Linked DNA regions of Homo sapiens: region 1 is linked to region 2. The links are chromatin loops, found by intact Hi-C in ENCODE. Cell type or tissue: Caco-2. All regions are shown on one strand.

Evidence for each region. Peaks named below come from ENCODE experiments on the same cell type or tissue, not always from the same donor. Only the 100,000 strongest peaks of a DNase experiment are listed, where the experiment ranks them.
Region 1: a loop joins it to region 2, with 1.9 times the contacts of the local background. A loop is called at or near these places in 1 of 110 quality-filtered maps.

Annotation. Positions count from the first base shown.
Region 1 is chr11:104,722,317-104,727,316 of GRCh38, forward strand. No RefSeq gene overlaps it. Among named protein-coding and RNA genes, the nearest start is that of LINC02552, 120 kb to the left of the region's middle. In Caco-2, no CTCF peak of the experiment used is centred here; no DNase peak of the experiment used is centred here.
Region 2 is chr11:104,954,837-104,959,836 of GRCh38, forward strand. CASP4 (caspase 4) reads right to left here. Exons shown (of 9, transcript NM_001225.4): 2 at 1-165. Among named protein-coding and RNA genes, the nearest start is that of CASP4, 11 kb to the right of the region's middle. In Caco-2, no CTCF peak of the experiment used is centred here; a DNase peak (open chromatin) is centred at 1,896.

The DNA.
Region 1 (5,000 bases), 230 kb before region 2:
GTTATATGCCTATTAGTGGGATTACCGAATCATATTGTAGTTCTATTTTTAACCTTTTGTGGAACCTCTATACTGTTTTTCAAACTGGCTGCACTAATTTACCTAAGATAATTTACCAAACTTTTCTTTCATCAATTTGATATTAGCCATTTTAACAGGTATAACATGATATCTCATTGTAATTTTAATTTATATTTCCCTAACGATTAGTGACATTAAGCATTTTTTCATATACCTGTTGGAAGTTTGTATGTTTCCTTTTGAGAAATGTCTATTCAGGACGTTTGCCCATTTTTTAAATCAGGTTACTTGTTTTATTGCTATTTGTGTTTCTTATATATTTTAGATATTATTAATGACTTATCAGATGTATAGTGTACAAATATATTCTTTTATTCTGTGGGTTGTCTCTTTGTGGATTCCAAAAATATTAGAATTGTTTCCTTTGATGTGCAGAAACTTTTTAGTTTGATGTAATCTTATTTGTCTAGTTTTGCTTTTGTTGCCTGTGCTTTTGGGGCTATATCCAAAATAATTATTGCCTAGGTCAGTGTCATGGATGTTTTTTCTTATGTTTTATTCTAGCAGTTCTACAGTTTCAGGTCTTACATTTATGTCTAATTAATTTTGCACTGATTTTTGTATATGGTGTGAGGAAGGGTCTAATTACATTCTTCTGCATGTGGATATCTGGTTGTCCCAGAATCACTTGTTGAAGAGACTGTCCTTTTCCCATTGTGTCTTCTTGGCATCTTTGTCAAAAATCAATTGACCATAATTATATTGAGTTTATTGCTGGGCTCTCTATTCTTCTCCATTTAGCTTTGTATCTGTGTTTATGTCAGTACTATGATATTTTGGTTATTATACCTTTGTAGTATGTTTTGAAATCAGGTAGTGTGATATGTCTGACTTTGTTCTTTTAGCTTGAGATTGCTTTTGCTATTTGGGGTCTTTTTTGGTTTTATACAAATTTTAGGATTTTATACTTCTGTGAAAAATACTGAAATTTTGGTAGAAATTTCATTGACTCTATAAATCACTTTGGGTATTATGGACATTTTAGCAATATAAATTCTTCCAATCCATGAACATGGGATACCTTTCCATTTGTTTGTGTCTTCTTCATTTTCTTTCATCAATGTGTTACAGTTCTCAGTGTATTGATCTTTCACCTCCTTTGTTAAATTTATTCCTAAATATTTGTGTATGTGTCTGTGTGTGTGCATGTGTGGCTGTCATAGATCTTTTAGTGTTGCTATAAAAGAATACCTGAGGCTGGGTCATTTACAAAGAAAATACGTTTATTTAGCTCATGGTTCTGCAGGCTGAGAAGTACAAGAAGCATGACACCAGCGTCTGCTTAGCTTTTGACGAAGCCTTTTCATGCTGTGTTATAACATGATAGAGAAGGTCAATGGGGAAGTGGACACATGTAAAGAGGAAAACTCCAAGGGGGTACCCTGGCCTTATAACAATCCACTCTCATGGGAACTAATCTATTCCCTCAAGAACAAATTCACTCTCTCACTCACTACCATGAGAATGACACCAAGCCATTCTTGAGGGATTCACCCCCATAACCCAAGCATCTCCTAGGCACTACCTCCAAACGCCACCACATTAGGGATAACATTTGAAAATGAAGTTTGGTTGGGAAAAATCTCCTACCATAGCAGTAGCTACTGTAAATAACATTGTTTTCTTAATCTCTTTTTCTGATAGTTCATTGTGAATGAATAAAAAGTTACTAAATTTTGTATGTTAATCTTGTATCCTGCAACTTTACTGAATGAATTTCTTTATTAGTTCTAATAGGGTTTTTTTTGGTGGAGTTTTTAGGATGTTTCCATATATAAAATTATGTCATCTGCAAATGGGGACAATTTAACATTTTTCTTTCCAAATTGGATGCCTTTTATTTTTTTGCCCTGCCTGAATGCTCTAGCTAGGACTTCCAGTTCTATGTTGAACAGAAGTGTTGAGAGGGGGTGTCCTTGCCTATCTAAGATGAAAGCTTTAAACTTTTCACCATTGAGTATGATGTTAGCAATGAGTCTGTCATATACAGTCTTTATTTTGTTGATGAACATTTCTTCTATAACTAATTTCTTAAAGGTTTTTATCAACAAGACTGTGTCTTGACAATTGACATATTGCAAGAAGCCCTATGGAGAAACCCAGGTGGCAAAGAACTGAGGGAAACCTCCAGTCAACAGCGTACAATAAACTGAATACAACTAATGACTTAAATGAGTTTGAAGTGAATTCTTTCCCACTATTTCCTCTTGAAATACATCAAAGAATTTCCTTTTAGTTTAAAATTTAGATTTTGTTGTTATAATAAAACACAATCTTTAGCATGGGCTATAAGTAATTTTTTCTTGATTATTTATTGTAATATGTATCGGTCTTTTTACAGTTTTCACAAACACCTTCTTTTTCCTGTTGAGAGTGGGTGTCCTTGCCTATCTAAGATGAAAGCTTCAAACTTTTCACCATTGAGTAAAATGTTAGCAATGAGTCTGTCATATATAGTCTTTATTTTCTTCTCTAGTAGAAAAGAATCTGAGTAGCTGAAGTCTGTCACACAGGCAGTGTATGTCTACATGATTGTCCCCCAATAAACACTCTGGACACAAAGGCTTAGGTGAGCATCCTTGGCTGACACCATTTTTAATGTGTTGTCACATATCATTGCTTGAAATGACTACAGGTTTCAGTGACACCTTGTTTGCTGCTTTGTGAAAGATCCTGTGCCAGAGGACACTGTGCCTACATTTCTGAAACTCAGGAAAAGTAAGATAATAAGTGTTTACTGTTTTAAAATGCTATGTTTTTAAGTAATTTACTGTGCAGCTGTAGGTAACTAATAGAGTGATAGTTAATTCAATATAATTTATTTAAAAATTTAGCATTCTGATTTTTTTGGTAAGGCAATTTTCAGGGATTTGAGCCAACTAGCTCTCAGCTATTATAATTTTTTTCTTTGCCAGTGGTGGAAAGCCTTTCTTTACTTTTTACAATTTATCTAAAATCTCCAGTTTATGACTCTCCAGACATATGGTCACTAATGGAGGAAGGAAACGCACAGGAAAAAGAAGATATGTGTGAAAACAGTAAAAAGACTGATACACATTACAAGAAAAAATCAAGGAACAATTACTTATAGCCCACACTAAGGATTACATTTCATTATAACAACAAAATCTGATTTTTAAACTAAAAGGAATCTCTTTAATGTATTTCAAGAGGAAACAGTGGAAATGTATAATCTTAAAGAATCTTGGAGAATATAGTACTCTATGTTGATTTTGCTTTCATATAATCAAGAAAAGAGAATATATTTCAAGGTATAAAACACTAGAAAAACACATGATTAATATAGAATTTAAAACATAGGGGGAACTGTGCAGGGAAAGCTAATTCAGCAGGCCTGGATTGCTCAAATCCTCAGATTTTCCAAATAAAGATCTGTCTTCAGGACGGGTCTGAAGCAGGCTTCTAGAAGATAACCTCTGATAGCTTAGACTATTTGGCCTGATAAGAGTATGTTTATATTCTTGAGGCCTTGGGCCATGCTGTATTTGTTTGATCAGATAAGTTTACCCTAACAATGCAATTTATGGTTAATGCTTGTTTATGCTTTGGGAGTGGTAGAATCTCAGTAGCCAAAGTCTGTCACACAGGCAGTGTACGTCTACATGATTTTCCCCCAGTAAACACCCTGGACACAAAGACTTGGGTGAGCATCCTTGGCTGGCACCATTTTTAATGTGTTATCACATATCATTGCTGGAAGAATTAACTGTGTCTCTGTGTGACTCCATTGGGAGAGAATGCATGAAAGCGTGTGCCTGCTTCCTCCTGAACTTTAGACCACGTGACTTATTCCTTTGCTGATTTCAATCTGCATCTGCAAAGTTATATAATAATCTATAACTATGAATATAGCAGTTTTTCTGAGTATCTGAGTCCTTCTAGCAAATCTTCAAGCCTGAGAATTGTCTTGGGAACCTTTGACACAGAATAAATAGTAAGAATCATTATAGATGAACTTAAGGCTTCAGTTCCAGTTGAAATACATGCTAAGGTACTGAAGTAACTAGTATATCGTCCATATCACCCTTAATAATTTTTGAGCTATTATAGAAAATAAGTGCCAGAATAGCTGTGATCATCACAGATCATCAAACATGATCCCAATTTTTCAAAGAAACAACGTCAGGAACTACAAATATGTAAGCTTGATATCAGATTCTAGAAATACTCTATAATGTACTTTAGAGCATATGGTAAGCTTATTGAGAGCTGGAGTTACAGAGTAGATCTCTTATAACTGGGGAACATAATACATAGCACATAATAAATGTAACACATAATACATAGTAGGTGCTCAAGAATTATTTGTAAAACTAAACAAGTAGTGTTGGGTTGCAAGACTGAAAAGATAAGATATCATGACTAGGAATTAGCATAGATGAAGAATCAATATAGGAAGACAACCTAACTACATTGGCTGTTTTAATCAGGTGATATCTAATTAGATTGGCCAAGCATAGGAAAGTCACAGATAAAGCTTATTTGGATTTTAGCAGTGTGTTAAAATCTTTCATGATTTATTTGTTTACCAGTTGGACAAATGTAGGCCAGATGTCAGAAAAATCAAGTATTGACAGAGTTGGATGAGAGTAGATTCAAATGATTGAATGATGATTTCCCAAGAGTCATCACACAGGATTCTGTCTTAAGCCTTGTCCTCTCTAAGATTTGTATCACTGACTTGGATAAAGACAAAAATATATGCTTATAAAATTTTTAGATAACAAAAAGCTGAGAGAAATAGCTAATGTGCTGCATAACAATCAATATTAGAAAAGATCTTGACAGCAATTTGTGTGAAAAAGACTTCAGGATTTTAGTCGACTGCCAACTCCATCAGCTATAGCTGTCAAGGAAGTTAAATATGTGTTGTATATAAATGCAGTAGCATGTGTGTG
Region 2 (5,000 bases):
CCATGACCCGAACTTTGTCTTCAGTTTTAGCATCGTAATATTTCTTTTTTTCCTCTTCCTTCCAGTTCAGTACATTTTGTTCCACCAAGTTATCCAAAACACCAGTGAGGAAATCTTTGCCCAGGGATTCCAACACCTTAAGTGGCTTTTTTCTGTGGTTGCCTTCTGTTAGAAATAGAAAGATTCCTTTAACTATGGGCACAGCTTAAAGAGTTTCACCCTCACTTTAGATATAGTTCTATAATGTGAAATACTTCTGAAAGTATGTCCTACTTCACCATCTGTCTTCTTGTACCTATAGAGTTCTGTCATTCATCATATTCCTACCAGGTTGTTTAACAATTTATTGCCACTAAATACTTTTTATTTTCTTTTTTGTTCTTTTTTCTTTTCTTTTCTTTTAGCTTCTCAACTTCCTTCTGTGGCATTGGACCTAATGCAAACTTCCTGGTCATCCACTGTATTCATTTTTCTCTTTTACTGGTTCACGGCCCATAGTGATAATGATCTGCCTAAAATATATATTCCCGGGAAAGTCAATGCTCTTGTCTAGAATATAAATTCTTCCTACTAGATTTTTACTTCCTATATGATTTTTACTCTTTTCTGTATTTAGTTTTCTTGGTGAAAGAACTATATCTTTGAATTTGCATTTTTTTAACTTACATCCTATACCCACATCTTTGTATTCAAAATGTTTAAAAGTACTTAATATGCTTGCTAAATACATAAATTAAAGAATAAATGGATGAGTGCATCCATATTTATAATTCTTTCAAATCTTGTTCTCAATGAAAATTTAAAATTGAAAGTAACCTGATTCCTAATCTTCCAGTGTGGTGGATTAGTTTAATTTGACACCATGTTAATGTATTACTCCTTAGAGTAATTTGAATATTTATAAGGAAATATAGATACCAAAGTAATACATCCTTTGTTTCAATACAACAGATATGATTTCGGCAGATTGTACACAGAAATGCTGGATATCTTATCAATTCTCAATCAATGCTACAAAGATAATTATACAATCCATGTAGATGTAAGGATAGTGCTGACAGAAAATGACATCTAAAGAAATCATGTCAGGACATTGCACAAAAGCTTTGGCACAGAAGCACCAGCCTCATTGTCTGGGTTATCTTGAATTAATATTTTCATACGTGCTTATTGGGCAGCTATTATGAGAAAAACATTAGACATTACAAACCAGGAAAAAAGTTACATAATATAAATTAACTTAGTAAAGGGTAATATCTCCCATGTACTTATTATAAATAAAAAATGAATGCATATAAAACAATTTAAATCATTATTATAATCATCATTATCATTTACATATCACTGTACCAAAGGTTTTACAAATGTTAATATACTGGACCCTCACAATAAGCCAGTGGGGTAGTTATTATATTCCCTATTTTATATTCACCATTTAAATAATAACTTATGTCACATCACATGAATTAGGATTCAAATCTTGTTTTTTTCACCATAGTCTATATAGTTAATCATGATATGGTTCAGTTAAAATAGTTAATATTCATTGAGCCCTCATCATGCCAAGTGCATTACTGAAATTTCACAAAAATTCCATATAAAACATATATTAACCTCTCTTATATGGAAAATGGAAGATAATAAGTAATTGACTCAAATAATGTAAAAGAACACCGAGTATATAGTAACTGGGAACAAGAATTGAAATCTAGGGGTTCAGAATCCAGAGCCCCCATTCTTAATTCATCAAACTACATTACCTGACAGTTGGTGAAGAGCTTCTTAAAAGAATGTAGACAAGATATTTAAGGGGCTCAGAAAACATTAGTGCATTCCAACAGGTGAGATCACAAAGGCTTCTGAGAAGAGGTAGCAAAAATGTTAGTCTTGCAACATCAGGTACAGATGTTGCAACACAGTGTGATTTGCAAACAGTACACAGATTAGTGTGTGGGATATCCAAACTACCTGAGTTCTGGGCTTCTGTTTTATTTATTTGTGTGCTCAGTAAACTAATATAGTGTTGACTGAATAAATGATATGTGAAGAAATATAATAAGCAATAAAATTGAAGAGTTTTTAACAAAAAAAGTCACATATGACAAACACACAGCTAACATCATACTCAATGGTGAAAAGTTGAAAACCCTTTCTCTAAGATCAGGAAGAAGACAAAGATATTCACATTTACCACTTCCATTCAACGTAGTTCTGACCAGAGCAATTCGCCAACAAAAAGAAATAAAAGGCATCAAAATTGGAAAGGAAGAAGTTTAATTGTGCCTGTTTAAAGATGAAATGGTCTTATATACGGAAAACCCTAAAGGATCCACCAAAAATCTTTTAGAACAAATAAACAGATTCAAGAAAATTGCAGGATAAAAAAAATCAACATACAAAAATCTGTAGTGTTTCTGTATAACAATAAACCATCTTTAAAAAATAAATAAATTTCCATTTAAAATTGCTGCAAAAATACTTAGAAATCAATTTAACCGAGTAGGTAAAAAACAAGTACACGTAAAAGTATAAAACTTCAACCCGATCAACATGGTGAGACTATGTCTCTACAAGAAATTTAAAAAGTTGGCTGGCCATAGTAGCATGTGTCTATAGTCCTTGCTTCTTGGAAGTCTGAGGTAGGAGGATTGCTTAAGCCCAGGAATTTGAGATTATAGTGAGCTATAATTGTGACACTATACTCCAGTCTTGGCTACAGAATGAGATCCTGTCTCAAAAATAACAGCAATAATAACAAATCTCAAAACTATAAAATATTGATAGGGAAAACTGAAGAAGACAAAAATAAGTAGAAATGTATTTTGAGTTGATGGACTGGAAAATTACTATTATTAAAATGTCCCTAATACCCAAAGAAATCTAAAGATACAATGCAATTCCTATCAAAATTCTAATGGCAGCTTTTACAAAAATAGAAACAAATCCTAAAATTTATATGGAATCACACACAAAAAAACAAACCCTGAATAGGCAAAGCAATTTTGAGTAAAGGGAACAAAGCTGCAGGCATCGCACTATCTGAGTTCAAAATAGACTACAAAGTACTACAGTCATCAAAATAGCACAATAGTTGCATAAAAATAGAAACAGAGAGCAAATGAACAGGACAGAAAACCCAGAAATAAACCCAATTATTTACATTAATTTGACTTTTCAACAAAGGTTTCATGAACACACAACTGGGAAAGAACAAATTCTTCAATAAATGATATTGGGAAAATTGTAAAACCACATGCAGAAGAATAAAAATCTCTAAACATATACAAAAATAAACTCAAAATGAGTTAAATATGTAAATGTAAGAACCAAAACTGTGAAACTACTAGAAGAAAACAGAGGGGAACAGCTTCATAACATTGGTCTAGACAGTGATTTTTGGATATGACAGAAAAGGACAGGAAACAAAAGCTAAAATATGCAAATGAAATTACATCAAACTAAAAAGCTTTTACACAGTCAAAGAAACAATCAAAAGATTAAAGAGATAATCAACAGTATGGTAGAGAAGATTTGCAAACCATACATCTGATAAAGAATTAATATGCAAAATACAAAGAACACAAACAATTCAATAGAAAGAAAATAAACTGATTTAGAAATAAGCAAAGGACCAGAATAAACACTTTTCAAAAGAAGACATACAGAGAATATGTATATGAAAAATGATCAACCTCTCTAGCCACCAGGGAAATTGAAGTCACAATGAAATATCACTTTGCACCTGTTGGAATGGCTATTACCAAAAAGACAAAAGATAACAAATGGTGGAGAGGATGTAGAAAAAAAGAAACTCTTGTACACTGTTGGTAAAACGTAAATTAGGCCCTGCGCAGTGGCTCACGACTGTAATCCCAGCACTTTGTGAGGTTAAGGCGGGCAGATCACCTGAGGTCAGTAGTTCTAGACCAGGCTGGACAACATGGTAAAACCCTGCTTCTAGTAAAAATACAAAAATTAGCCGAGCGTGGTGGTGGGCGCCTGTAATCTTAGCTACTCATGAGGCAGAGGCAGTAGAATTGCTGGAACCCTAGAGGCGGAGGTTGCAGTGAGCCTAGATTCCATGACTGCCCTCCAGCCTAGGCAACAGAGTGAGACTCTGTCTCAAAAAAAAAAAAAAAAAAAAAAAAAAAGAGTAAATTAGCATGGTCTTTATGGAAACCTATATGGAGACACCTCTGAAAGTTAAAAATAGAGCTAAAGATATGATCAAGCAATCCCACTATTAAGTATATATCAAAAATTGGAAAATCAGTGTCTCGAGGAGATATCTGAACTTCTATTTCCATTGCAGCATTATTCACAATAGCCAAGATATAAAATCAACCTAAATGTCTGTGGACAGATTAATAGATGAAGAAAATGTGGATTATATACAAAATGCAACACTATTCAGCTTTTAAATGGAAGTAAATCCTATCGTTTCTGACAATATTGATGAACATGAAGAACATTATATTAAGTAAAATAAGCCAGGCCAGGCACCAAAACACAAAATATCACATTATCTCACTTATACATAGACTCTAAACAGGTTAAACTCATAAAAGCAGAAGGTTGTACATAGAAAATATGTACAATGTTTATTTGTCAAATAAATAAATAAGTAAATTAAAAGTATGGCCTGAGGTATAATCTACACATTCTGATGGCATCCATTATATGCTTAAAAGAATAAATAAATCATTCTCAAATTTATGGATTCAGCCCAGATGTGGATGTCGGTATTGAAACCTATACATTCAATAGACAATGAGATATCTCAACTACATCTCACAACCTCATTTAACTCAACTTACAAAGATGAACTGTTCATTTTTTCATTTCCATCCTTCATTCTCTTTTCCATATACTAGTAAATAATACCTATACTCCAAGTACAAAAGAGCAGCAATACCTGGTGATATTCAACCTCTTTGGCCTTCTCTATGTCTTATTTCCCTTCTTAATTCACATTGCATCGATTTTATTTGCTAAACATT